3 separate regions of the Homo sapiens genome follow, and regions 1 and 3 are each linked to region 2. Evidence: read pairs that join two places in POLR2A ChIA-PET (ENCODE). Cell type or tissue: Panc1. All regions are shown on one strand.

Region 1 (4,000 bases), 270 kb after region 2:
CCCAGCACTTTGGGAGGCCAAGGGGGGCGGATCATGAGGTCAGGAGATCGAGACCATCCTGGCTAACACAGTGAAACCCCGTCTCTACTAAAAACACAAAAAAAATTAGCCAGGCGTGGTGGCGGGTGCTTGTAGTCCCAGCTACACAGGAGGCTGAGGCAGGAGAATGGCGTGAACCTGGGAGGTGGAGCTTGCAGTGAGCCGAGATCGCGCCACTGCACTCCAGGCTGGGCAACAGAGCGAGACTCTGTCTCAAAAAAAAAAAAAAAAAAAAAAAAAAAAGATTTATTCTTTATTTGCAAAGTACAAAATTGAATGTGTGTCTCTTAACTCCACCTTATAGCTCCAATGGTAACAGCCACCATCCACTGAGGGCTTGCTGTATACACGGATCTATGCTGAGCCCTTTCCATGAATTCTCTCATTCAGTCCCCGGGACCCTGCAAGATATGTCTTTTGTGATCCTCTTTTTACTGACAAGGAAACTAAGGCTCAGAGATGTTCAATAACTTGCCTACAGTCACACAACCAGAGGCATGGGGCTTGGATTTCAATTTAACTCTGATTCCTAAGCTTGGGCTCGTTTATAATTAAAGTCCTCCATTTCAGGGGCTCTTCCCTTGAGATCCATGGAGCTCATAGCAGTGTAATAAACATCCCAGTTGTGCGCAAAAGACCGACAGACCTGCAGATGTACGCTGGGCAGAGGAGGGCCCATTGAGCTCATTCACTGCTCTAAAATGGCCAAGAACATTGCTCCATGCTTGGATTTATTTCTTGTCTATTTAGCAAAGAATGGGATGGAGGTTTAGCAAGCTGCCCCCCTCTTAGGTTTATTTCCATGTCTTTCTTCTGCTTTGCCTATTTTGTTGCACTGTTTTTCAGCACAGAAAGGCCTGTGACTGACTCACAGCATCAGTATAAATGATACTATCCTCCTTCTCAGCATAAAATGACTCTCCTAAACTAAATAACTATGTTTTGGAATCCAGGTTTAGCCCTTGCTGGCTGTGTTACCTTGGACCACGCATTTCCCTTCTCTGAACCTTGGTTCTCTAGTAAGGTCTCCCATTCCTGACATTAAGGCCCTGGTTAGGCTTAGCAGAAACCATCTAAGCCCATGAGGCCAGAAACACATGTCTACACCTGAGTTCCTGTTTCCTCCTAGCAGAAATATTTTTCTCCCCACATTCAACCAGGGAGCTGACTCTGGGCTTCCCTGCCCCTGGGAGATTTGAAGCAAGACTTTTCCTTCTTAAACCTAAGCCCCCTGAGGAGAGCAGGATTTAAAGAAGAAAGTAAAAGAAAAAAGCAGTCCTGGCCAGGCGCGGTGGCTCACGCCTGTAATCTCAGCACTTTGGGAGGCCAAGGAGGGCAGATCACCTGAGGTCAGGAGTTCACGACCAGCCTGGCCAACACGGTGAAGCCCTGTCCTTACTAAAAATACAAAAATTAGCCAGGCATGGTGGCAGGAGCCTGTAATCCCAGCTACTTGGGAGGCTGAGGCAGGAGAATCGCTTGAACCCAGGAGGCAGAGGTTGCGGTGAGCTGAGATGGTGCCACTTCACTCCAGCCTGGGCAACAAGAGGGAGAATCTGTCTCAAAAAAAAAAAAAGAGAGAAAGAAAGAGAAAGAGAAAGAAGCAGTCCTGACACCAAAAGCTGGTAGCTGGCCTCCTGCTTCCAGCCAGGCTGTGCCACGGCATCCTGAACACACACAGTTTCACAGAATAGCAATGTCAGATGAGGACACTGTGAAGGTGAGGACACAGAACAAAAAAAGACCACTCCTTAATTGTGCCCTGCAGAGACAAAAACCAAGACCCTGGGCAATGCCCTAAACAGCACGTATTCCCCTCCCGCCCAAGCTGAGCAATTGGGCTCTTTTCCCCCTGCCTCCTAGATAAAAAGTATTACTAGACTCTGAATTATCCCTGCTTCCTGACAGCAGCCCATCCAGGGCAAAACCCCACCTCTTTGACTCCTCTCCCAAATCCCCCAACGCAGCCCAAGATCTAAGAAGTCCCTCCTAACGGTTCAGGGTTTCTGCGTGTATGAGAGATGGAAGCAAGGCTGGAGTATACATTTGGCACACAGAAGGTGCTCAATCAAAATGGTTGTCATTTACATGAGGGAGCGGGACAGGAAGAGAAATCAGACAGAAAGCTCAAACAAGTTTATGTCAGGGAAGATAAAATAGTACTTATCAATAATTCAAAACCTCAGACCTACTGTTATCTAGCAGTAGCTTGAATGAACAGGGAATTAACTACTAGTGCTTCCAAAATAACAAAACAGTAAGAATAAGAATGCTGGGCCAAGCGTGGTGGCTCACAGCTGTAATTCCAGCATTTTGGGAGGTCGAGGTGGGCGAATCACTTGAGGCCAGGAGTTCGAGACCAGCCTGGCCAACAAGGTGAAACCTTGTCTCTACTAAAAATTAAAAAAAAAAAAAAATAGCCAGGCATGGTGGCACATGCCTGTGGTCCCAGGTACTCAGGAGGCTGAGGCAGGAGAATCATTTGAACCCAGGAGGTGGAGGTTACAGTGAGCCAATTTTGCACCATTGCACCATTGCCTGAGCAACAGAGCAAGACTCTGGAAAAAAAAAAAAAGAGAGAATTGCAACATCTCTTTCTCCTCTTGACCTTTATTTGAGCACTTACTGTTTGCTCTACACTTTCTGTGCCTCATCTTGAATCCTCCCAAGAACCCAGCAGGTGAAGTAATCATTTGAGGGTTTCAATAGGTACAAAATGAAAAGAACCTTGTTCTAGAATTTCCAGAAAAATGGAATAAATATGTTTTTCCCTCTTCTTCCCACTAAATACAAAAAAAAATCCTAGATATTTGATATAAAACAAATGTAAGAAGACTCTGGAAGGTGGAGAGAAGAAGGCAGACCAGCTGGAATGTTAGGACCCAACTAACAGCAGGGTGGTGGGCTCTCTGGGTTGTTCCCAAACTGAATACTAGACAAGCTAGAAACCCAGAAACGTCAATGGGTCGACTGAAGAAGCTCCAAGAAGAGCCTGCACTCTCTAACTAGAAGACCGGACAAGGGGCAGCTTGGCAAGACAGGAAATGTTTAGATAATAACCACTCTGCTCTAGCCCAGCTCCACAGAAAACACTGCCCATGCCCACGAAGGCCAAGGGGAGGGCCTGGCCTTCCACCCTGGCCAAGCTGTAGCAAGCCTCCCCTACTGCACCACCAGGGCAGTGTCGGAGAGACCCAGAAGGAAGCTGGTGGTCCTGAGGCCTCCTCCATTGTGTCAGTGGAGACTATGGGGGAGTCTGGACTCCATCCAGCCCACCCGTGGTAACAAGGTGCTCCTCGACCTCCCTACCGGGGTGGTGTCAGAGGAGACCTGAGGAGAGTCAGGACATTTACCACTACTCAGCAATGACGAGACCACCCCATATACACAGTGGCAGTGGAGGCCACATGGGAAAATGGAATTCCCACCCTGCCCAGCAGTAACAAGAAGCCCCCTGCTTCAGGCATAAACATAAGCCAAGTGGAAAACCTGGACTTCCACCCTCACTTGGCAGTAACGAGGAAGAGGCCCCTACATCCTCTACAACAACGTCAGAAAACGCCTGCTAAAACCTACAATTTAAATAAGATCCAGAGTCTTATGATACCCAAAATGTCCAAGTTTCAATCAAAAATCACTTATCAGGCCGGGCGCAGTGGCTCACACCTGTAATACCCAGCACTTTAGAAGTCAAGGCAGGTGAATCATTTGAGGTCAGGAGTTCGAGACCAGCCTGGCCAACATAGTGAAACCCCATCTCTACTAAAAAAAAAAAATTAGTCAGGCATGGTGGTGCGTGACTGTAGTCCCTCCCAGCTACTTGGGATGCCGAGGCAGGGGAATCTCTTGAACCCGGGAGGTGGAGGTTGCAACAAGCCAAGGTTGCATCACTGCACTCCAGCCTGGGAGACAAAGTGAGCCTCTGTCAAAAAAAAAAAAAAAATCAAAATCACTTATCATA
Region 2 (4,000 bases):
AAAAAAAGTTATACATTTATGTTCATGTGGATTAGAAAACACATGTAACCTGTGCGTCAAACCCATGGCCTTTGGCTATGACATAATTTCCTTTTAAAAAATAAAGTTAGGCCAGGTGCAGTGGCTCACACCTATAATCTCAGCACTTTGGGAGGCTGAGGCTGGAGGATTGCTTGATCCCAGGAGTTTGAGACCAGCCTGGGCAACACAGCAAAATCCTGTTCTCCACAAAAAGTAAAAAAAAAAAAAAAAAAAAAGTTAGCTGGGTGCCATCGGTCATGCTTGTGACTCCAGATACTTGGAAGGCTGAGGCGGGAGGATTGCTTGAGCCCACTGCACTTCAGCCTAGCAACAGAGCAAGAACCCGAGGCTGAAAAATAAACCCCAACCAAAACCACTACAGTGTTACCAGAGTGAGTGGGGGAGTCTTGCCCAGGCCCCACTGGAAGAAGTAGGGGGCAGACAGAGCAGGGCCTGAACCAGGGTTGAAGGCTGTCCTGGTCCCAACTTTCCCGTTACCTAACACCTGTCCACTCCCCACCCAGCAGCCAGAGTGAGCTTCAAAAAATGTAAATCAAATTCTGTTCCTCTGTAGTGAAAACCCCCAATGGTTTCCTGTTGCTTTTTTTTTGAGATGGAGTCTTGCTCTGTTGCCCAGGCTGAAGTGCAGTGGCATGATCTCGGCTCACAGCAACTTCCGCCTCCCAGGTTCAAGCGATTCTCCTGCCTCAGCCTCCCGAGTAGCTGGGACCACAGGCACATGCCATCAAACCCGGCTAATTTTTTTGTATTTTTAGTAAAGATGGGGTTTCACCGTGTTAGCCAGGATGGTCTCGATCTCCTGACCTCGTGATCCACCCACCTTGGCCTCCCAAAGTGCTAGGATTACAGGTGTGAGCCACCATGCCTGGCCCTGTGGCATTTAAAAAGGAAAACCTGGCCTGCCCACTGCCCCAACTTTGTTTTTTCTCCTTCCCCCTTGGCTGTGAGGCAGGAACCATGTTGGCTCATTCTCTTTCCAGATCTTCACTCAGACGGTTTGTCCTCAGCCACCTCCCCAGAGAGGCTGCCTCCCCACACCAACCACTCAATCAGAAGTTCTTCTAAGTATTCACGATCACTTCACCTTGTTTAATTTAGATGAGCAGAGCCTCTAACATTATCTAGATCTTTCTTTCTTTCTTTCTTTTTCTTTCTTTCTCTCTCTTTTTTCTTTCCCTCCTTCCCTCCCTCCCTTCCTTTCTTCCTTCCTTCTTTCCTTCCTTCCTTTCTTTCTTCCTTTTTCTTTCTTTTTCCCTCCCTCTCTCCCTCCCTCCTTTCCTTCCTTCCTTTCTTCCTTCCTTCCTTTTTCTTTCTTTTTCCCTCCCTCCCTTCCTTCCTTCTTTCCTATGTATTTTTGTTATTCTGTTAGAACAAGTACTCTTTCTTATCACTGCTGTGTCCTCAGAATAGTGCCCGGCACATAGTAGGTGTTCAATCGATTTCTGTGGCCCACACTCATGTGTAGGTGGTGCTGGGGGGCTGGGGAATGGGCTTATGCTCTGGCATCCACAACTGTGAGGTGAGCTTCTCTGAAAACAGCTGACAGATGCAGGGTTCTCCAGCTGAGCAGGCCAGGCAGCTGAAACCAAAAATGCAGACGGGATTAGTCACCCTTCGAGCCTGGTAACGCTGGCACCGAACGCACTCCCCATCCAAACACATCACAACAGTGTGGGCCCTGGTGTCTCCAGGGCCCCAGGTGGCAGCTCTGGCATTTGGGAGCTGGCAGCAGCCTGGCAGGGTGGGCACTGGGGGTGGGGGCAGTGGTGGGCGAGGAATGAGGTGGGCCAAGGGCCACAGATAGCGTTCCCTGGACTGGAGACAGGCGGTGGCAAGGGAAACTGGAGGCTTCTGAGGACAAAGCAAACCTTGAGAAAAGGAGACTTGAAGAATGAGCTCAAAGCTGTTGAAAAATAAAAATTCCACTCATAAACCAAAGCAGAACACTCGGTTGTGAAATCAATTTCCGTGACACTTGGTGTGCTTGAAAGGGGAAATTCTCTATTTTGTTTCTTTTTTGTTTTATAACAGCTTTATTGAAATATAATCACATACCATATACTTCACCCACGCAAAATGGACAATTCCATGGTTTTTCGTATATTCACAGTTGTGCAACCATCGCCACAATCAGTTTAAGAACACTTTCATCACCCCAGAAAGAAACCCCCTACCCCATCAGGAGTCACTCCTCTTCCCCTTCACCACCAGCGTAAGCAACCGATAATCCAATTATGTCTCCATAGTTTTGTCTACTCTGGACATTTTATATACATGGAATCATACAAGATGTGACCTTCTGTGACTGTTTCCTTACACCTAGCTTCATGTTCTCAAGGCCATCCATGTCATGGCATATATCAGTACTGCATTCCTTTTCAGGGCCAAATAATATTCCATCGTTGTATGAATAAACTATATTTTATTATTCATTCTTTGGTTGGTGGACATTTGGGTTGTTTCCATTTTTTTTTTGCTATTATGAAGAATGCTGCTATGAACATTTGTGAGTGTACACGTTTTTGTGTGGATGTATAATTTCATTTCTCTTGAGTATATACCTAGTATATTCCTAGGAGTGGAAATCTGTTTTCTTTTTTTTTCTTGAGACAGAGTCTCACTCTGTCACCCAGGCTGGAGTGCAATGACGTGATCTCGGCTCACTGCAACTTCTGTCTCCTGGGTTGAAGCGATTCTCCTGCCTCAGCCTCCCGAGTAGCTGGGATTACAGGCATGCGCCACCACGCCTGGCTAATTTTTGTATTTTTGGTAGAGATGGGGTTTCACCATGTTGGCCAGGGTAGTCTCAAACTCCTGACCTCAAGTGATCTGCCTGCCTTGGCCTCCCAAAGTGCTGCGATTACAGATGTGAGCCACCATGCCCGGCCACTATTTTCTTTTAAAAAGAAAAAAAAAAAAAAAGAAAACATTCCCCAAGTCAAAATACATACAGTGTGGAGTGGGTTTAAGATGTCAGTGGCAGTGGCAACAGCACAAGTGAACTTCACAAGCGTGGGAGCTGCAGCTGTGCCTGGCACATCCCGGAAGCCCAGTGAATATTTCTGAACAAATGCCCAAATGCTCACTCATTCCGTTGTCCCCAGTGAAAAGGCCCAGGGGGTAGAAATGTGACAAAAATGCTACTTGAATTTAATTGATTGTTTTGGGTTTCCTAGACAAAGATGGAGAAGCACCCCCAACCCTAGCCCCGCATGTAAGGAACTCAGTCTAGAGGGAAACGCAGACAAGTAAACCCAGCACCAGGACACAGGAAGGACAGCAGGGACTCTTTTCTGTCCTCCTCACTTTTGGCATTTCCTTCTTGAGCGAATGGCACGTCCCCTAAATTCCTGTTGTGGGCTGCCTCTTGTCTCCATGGGAGAAGCCCCAGTAGGAAGAGAAAGCACCATCTTCAGGAGGATGTTGGCCTGTACTTGGGACACACCTGTCCCTATCTTTGTGTCTGAAGTTGAGGACCTGTTGATCTCTTTTATGAAATAAAGTGTATCTTCCCTATTGCTTTTTTCTGATTGTCAACATACTTCCATTTTTTTCTTTTTTTTTCTTTTTAAGATGGAGTCTCGCTCTGTTGCCCAGGCTGGAGTGCAGTGGCGCGATCTCGGCTCACTGCAACCTCCGCCTCCAGAGTTCAAGTGATTCTCCTGCCTCAGCCTCCCGAGTAGCTGGGATTATAGGTGCATGCCAACACACCCGGCTCATTTTTGTATCCTTAATAAAGACAGGGTTTCACCATGTTGGCCAGGCTGGTCTTGAACTCCTGACCTCAGGTGATGCACCTGCCTTGGCCTCCCAAAGTGCTGGGATTACAGGCGTGAGCCACTGTGCCTGGCCACTTCCACGTATTTTCATTGTACTCCCAAGTACATCCAAACTGCATTGGGTGCCTCAGGTTCCGAGATTAACAAAGAGAGCCCCTATCCACCTGTACCTCCTAGCC
Region 3 (4,000 bases), 200 kb before region 2:
TGGGGGATTAGTCCCCAGGTTAGAAAGCATGAAAGAGGGCAGCAGAGAGGAACGTCTGTGGGTGAGGCTCCCTGTAGCAACTCTCCCTCATACCCAGGTTAAGCCCTGGCCAAGGGCCCTGAGCACCACTTGAGTTAAGGGAGCTGCGCAACTCTCCAAGAATGACAGGTTTTGAGTAGCACGCAATGGGAGGGTGTCATCGCCATCCGGTACTTCTTGGTGGGCAAAAACCATCCCGGTCATACTGGCCCAACTGGCACTTTGTGACTTCTGGCTGTTCCTCCAAAATAAAATAAACCATGCAAGGAAAGAGATCTGACACCTCTGAAGCCCTCCAGTCTGTCACCACAACCCACTTGAAGGCAATCTCAATCTCAAAAAGGGAGCTACAGCAAGTGGCACAGGACAAATGTGTGTGTGGGAGGGGAGCACTTTGGAGGGGATTACTTGCATGTCGTCAAACACAATCTGTTTATTCCCTTGGCGCTGGAATGTTCTAATATAGCACAGAGCATCGCTCTGAGCAAGGTGCCCCACGTGCCGAGAGAGAGAAGCTCCAAGAAGCCTGGCTAAAGACTTCCAGGAGGAAAAACTGTTGTAGGCTAGGGATAAACAAGCCCTTTTGGGACAATGAGACCCTGGAGGGGGCAACCTGGAAGCAGCCAGGTACTAAACACTTGGCAATGCATCTGGGAGGCCCCATCTGCCTCTACCCTCCCTCCCTCCAGCCCACCCACAGCTGCCTCCCAGCCCCGCAGCCGCCACATGACGACATCCCGACCTAAGCCCCTCTTCATCTGCAGCCCCTCTAAGGAGCTATTTGCAGAGGCCCCCATTTGCCGTTTAGGGGCTTTGCACGCAAGTGTTTGATTTTTAAAAAGAGAGAAAGAGAAGCCACAGCAGGTGCCTCCACTTCCATCCTGGCCCCACCCCGCCCTCCGAGGGCTCCCAGGGATCTTTGTGCCGTGTGTGTACGTGTGTGTCTGAGTGCTGGCGTCATCCCCACATCTGCTGCCCTGTGACAAGGGCCTTTGAAGCTCCACAATGACGCCATCTGCCAGGGACAGCCGGCCGGCTGGCTCCTTCAGAGCTGACCCCACGGTTACCATGGCAACCAAGGTGGTGGCACAGGGCCTTCAGAAGAACCACCAGGCTAATGATGTCAGGAGGTTCCCTGCAGCAGTGTGGCCCACAAGCCCAGGGCTTTGCCAGCCCACGCTTGAGCAGAGGTGGATGGGGCAGAAATGGAGGACAGGCTGGTGGCCAAGGACAGGAAGAGAAGGAGGAGTCATAGAGGCATTGGGTCTCTGACGAAGGAAGGGTCTTCCCCGTGGCTTCTTGGAGCCTCCTGCTCTCAGAAGGTCAGCGGCTCACTGGGGAGTTTGTCACCTGCCAAAGGGGGTGGCATGGACTTCATACGACATGTTATACTGGGCGCCTCTGCGCATAGCATTCCCTTTCCCGGGCCCTTCCTCCTCAGCTCAAGGCCCATCACAGGGTTCTATTCTTAGAGCTTCCCAAACAAAGGGGATGGCGCCCTCTTGTTTGCCTGCAGTGTCTGGCGCACATCTCCACTAGAGCCGGTCACAGCTCCCTGTGCTCACTCATCTGCCCCTCCAGCAGGGGGCTCCTTCAAGGCAGGGACTGCGTATGATTCAGCTGACCCTGGTGCCTGCTACGGGGGCCGGAACATAGTGAATTCTAGCAAATGTTAAGTGAATAAATGAAGTTGCTTCATTTCTCAGCCACTTGCCAAGTGATTTCTTTTTTCTTTTTTTTTTTGAGATGGAGTCTCACTCTATCGCCCAGACCCGAGTGCAGTGGCGTGATCTCGGCTCACTGCAACCTCTGTCTGCCAGGTTCAAGCAATTCTCCTGCCTCACCCTCCCAAGTAGCTGGGACTACAAGCATGTGCCACCATGCCCGGCTAATTTTTTGTACTTTTAGTGGAGATGGGGTTTCACAATGTTGGTCAGGCTGGTCTCAAACTCCCGACCTGGTGATCCGCCCGCCTCAGCCTCCCAAAGTGTTGGGATTACAGGCGTGAGCCACCGTGCCCGGCCGATTTCTTTTTTTTTTTCTTTTTTTTTTTGAGATAGAGTCTCGCTCTGGTACCCAGGCTGGAGTGCAGTGGCATCAGCTCAGCTCACTGCAACGTCCGCCTTCTGGGTTTCAAGGGATTCTCCGGCCTCAGCCTCCCGAGTAGCTGGGACTACAAGTGCCCACCCCCATGCTCAGCTAATTTTTGTATTTTAACTAGAGACGAGGTTTTGCCATGTTGGCCAGGCTGGTCTTGAACTCCTGACCTCAAGTGATCCCCCGCCTCGGCCTCCCAAAGTGCTGGGATTACAGGCATAAGCCACCGTGCCCGGCCATTGCCAAATGATTGTAATGCCCAGAGTCTCAGCTGCTTTCCATACAGGAGCAAACAGAAACGGGGACAGAAAAGAGCCTTCTGAACCCTACTGTGAGGCATGGCTGGAGGGGGTTTCTCTGCTATAGTCAATGTACAGACCCTAGGGCCTCTGAGGAGTGGTCTAGACCTTCATGGAGGCACCAGGGAACCTACTTGTATCTTTGTGTGTGGCTTATCGTGGGTGTGGAGTAGGAGAGCTGCAGTAAGAATCAGCACCAAGACCCACTTGGGGTGTGCTACCCTGCGGGGTCTTGGGTTAAATCATTTGCTCACAAATCCCCTGATTTTTTGGGTCCTGGGGTTTGTGCATCTCCCCTCAGGGTAGCTGTACCCATGTCCCTGCACACCAATAGCACATGTGGGTTCCCAGGGCTTCACATCTTCCCAATCTTTGTAGTAGCAGGTTTTCAATTTCTTTCTTTTTTTTTTTTGAGACGGAGTCTCACTCTGTTGCCCAGGCTGGAGTGCACTGGAGTGATCCTGGCTCACCGCAACCTCTCCCTCCCAGGTTCAAGTAATTCTCCCACCTCAGCCTCCCAAGTAGCTGGGATTACAGGCGCCCACCACCATGCCCCGCTAATTTTTGTATTTTTAGTAGTGTTTTGTCATGTTGGCTAGGCTGGTCTTGAACTCCTGACCTCAGGTGATCTGCCCGCCTCGGCCTCCCAAAGTCCTGGAATTACAGGTGTGAGCCGGGCAAGTTTTCAATTTCTGTCAGTCCAATAGGATTCAACTGGGTCTTTTAATTTTTTTATTTTTCTGAGACCGGGTCTCACTGTTGCCCAGGCTGGAGGGCAGTGGCGCCATCATGGCCCACTGCAGTGTCAACCTCCCACGCTCAAGCAATCCTCCCACCTCAGCCTCCCAACTAGCTGAAACTACAGGCATGCACCACTATGTCTAGCTAATTTTTTAACTTTTCTTTTGTAGGGAGGGGGTCTTGCTGCGGTGACCAGGCTGGTTTCAAACTCCTGGCCTCAAGTCATCCTCCTGCTTCCACCTCCCAGAGTGCTGGGATTACAGGTGTGAGCTACCACGTCTGGCCTGAATTGAGTCTTGTTTTAAATCCCATCCCTCCAATTTCTAGTGAACTTGGGCATCTTTTCACTGCCAATATCACCTCCTCTGTGAAGAGCTGGTCCTTGGCCTTGTCTGCTTTTTTGGTTGTTAACTTTTTCTTACTGATCTGTAGGAGTTCTTTACATATGAATTCTGAAGGCTACCCCTTTCCCATTTGGATGGCAAGTATCTTTTCCCAGGCTGCGTGTGAGATTTTTGCTTTATGTTATGTGCCGTTTGTTGAACAGGAGTTTCTAACTTTTATGTGGTCAAAGAGAACAGCAAAAAACTGTTCTGAGGCTCATGTAAGCACCAGACTTATGACACCCTTTGTATCTCTCTGTCTGTTTTCTGGGGATTTTTGTTTTTTAGAGAAAGGGTCTCGCTCTGTTGCCCAGGCTAGAGTGAAGTGGCACGATCATGACTCACTCTAACCTTAAAATCCTGGGCTCAAGTGATCCTCTCACCTCAGCCTCCTAAGTAGCTGGGACTACAGGTGCATATACCACCGTATCCAGCTAATTT

The links. Peaks named below come from ENCODE experiments on the same cell type or tissue, not always from the same donor. Only the 100,000 strongest peaks of a DNase experiment are listed, where the experiment ranks them.
Region 1: POLR2A ChIA-PET joins it to region 2 with 5 read pairs; 3 of 35 experiments call an interaction of 5 or more read pairs at or near these places.
Region 3: POLR2A ChIA-PET joins it to region 2 with 6 read pairs; 8 of 35 experiments call an interaction of 5 or more read pairs at or near these places.

What each region holds. Positions count from the first base shown.
Region 1 is chr5:172,469,141-172,473,140 of GRCh38, reverse strand. No RefSeq gene overlaps it. Among named protein-coding and RNA genes, the nearest start is that of SH3PXD2B, 17 kb to the right of the region's middle. In Panc1, no CTCF peak of the experiment used is centred here; no DNase peak of the experiment used is centred here.
Region 2 is chr5:172,738,654-172,742,653 of GRCh38, reverse strand. No RefSeq gene overlaps it. Among named protein-coding and RNA genes, the nearest start is that of DUSP1, 31 kb to the left of the region's middle. In Panc1, no CTCF peak of the experiment used is centred here; a DNase peak (open chromatin) is centred at 1,628; H3K27ac peaks cover 837 bases.
Region 3 is chr5:172,936,845-172,940,844 of GRCh38, reverse strand. The region is part of intron 9 of ERGIC1 (endoplasmic reticulum-golgi intermediate compartment 1); the gene reads right to left. Among named protein-coding and RNA genes, the nearest start is that of RPL26L1-AS1, 21 kb to the left of the region's middle. In Panc1, no CTCF peak of the experiment used is centred here; no DNase peak of the experiment used is centred here.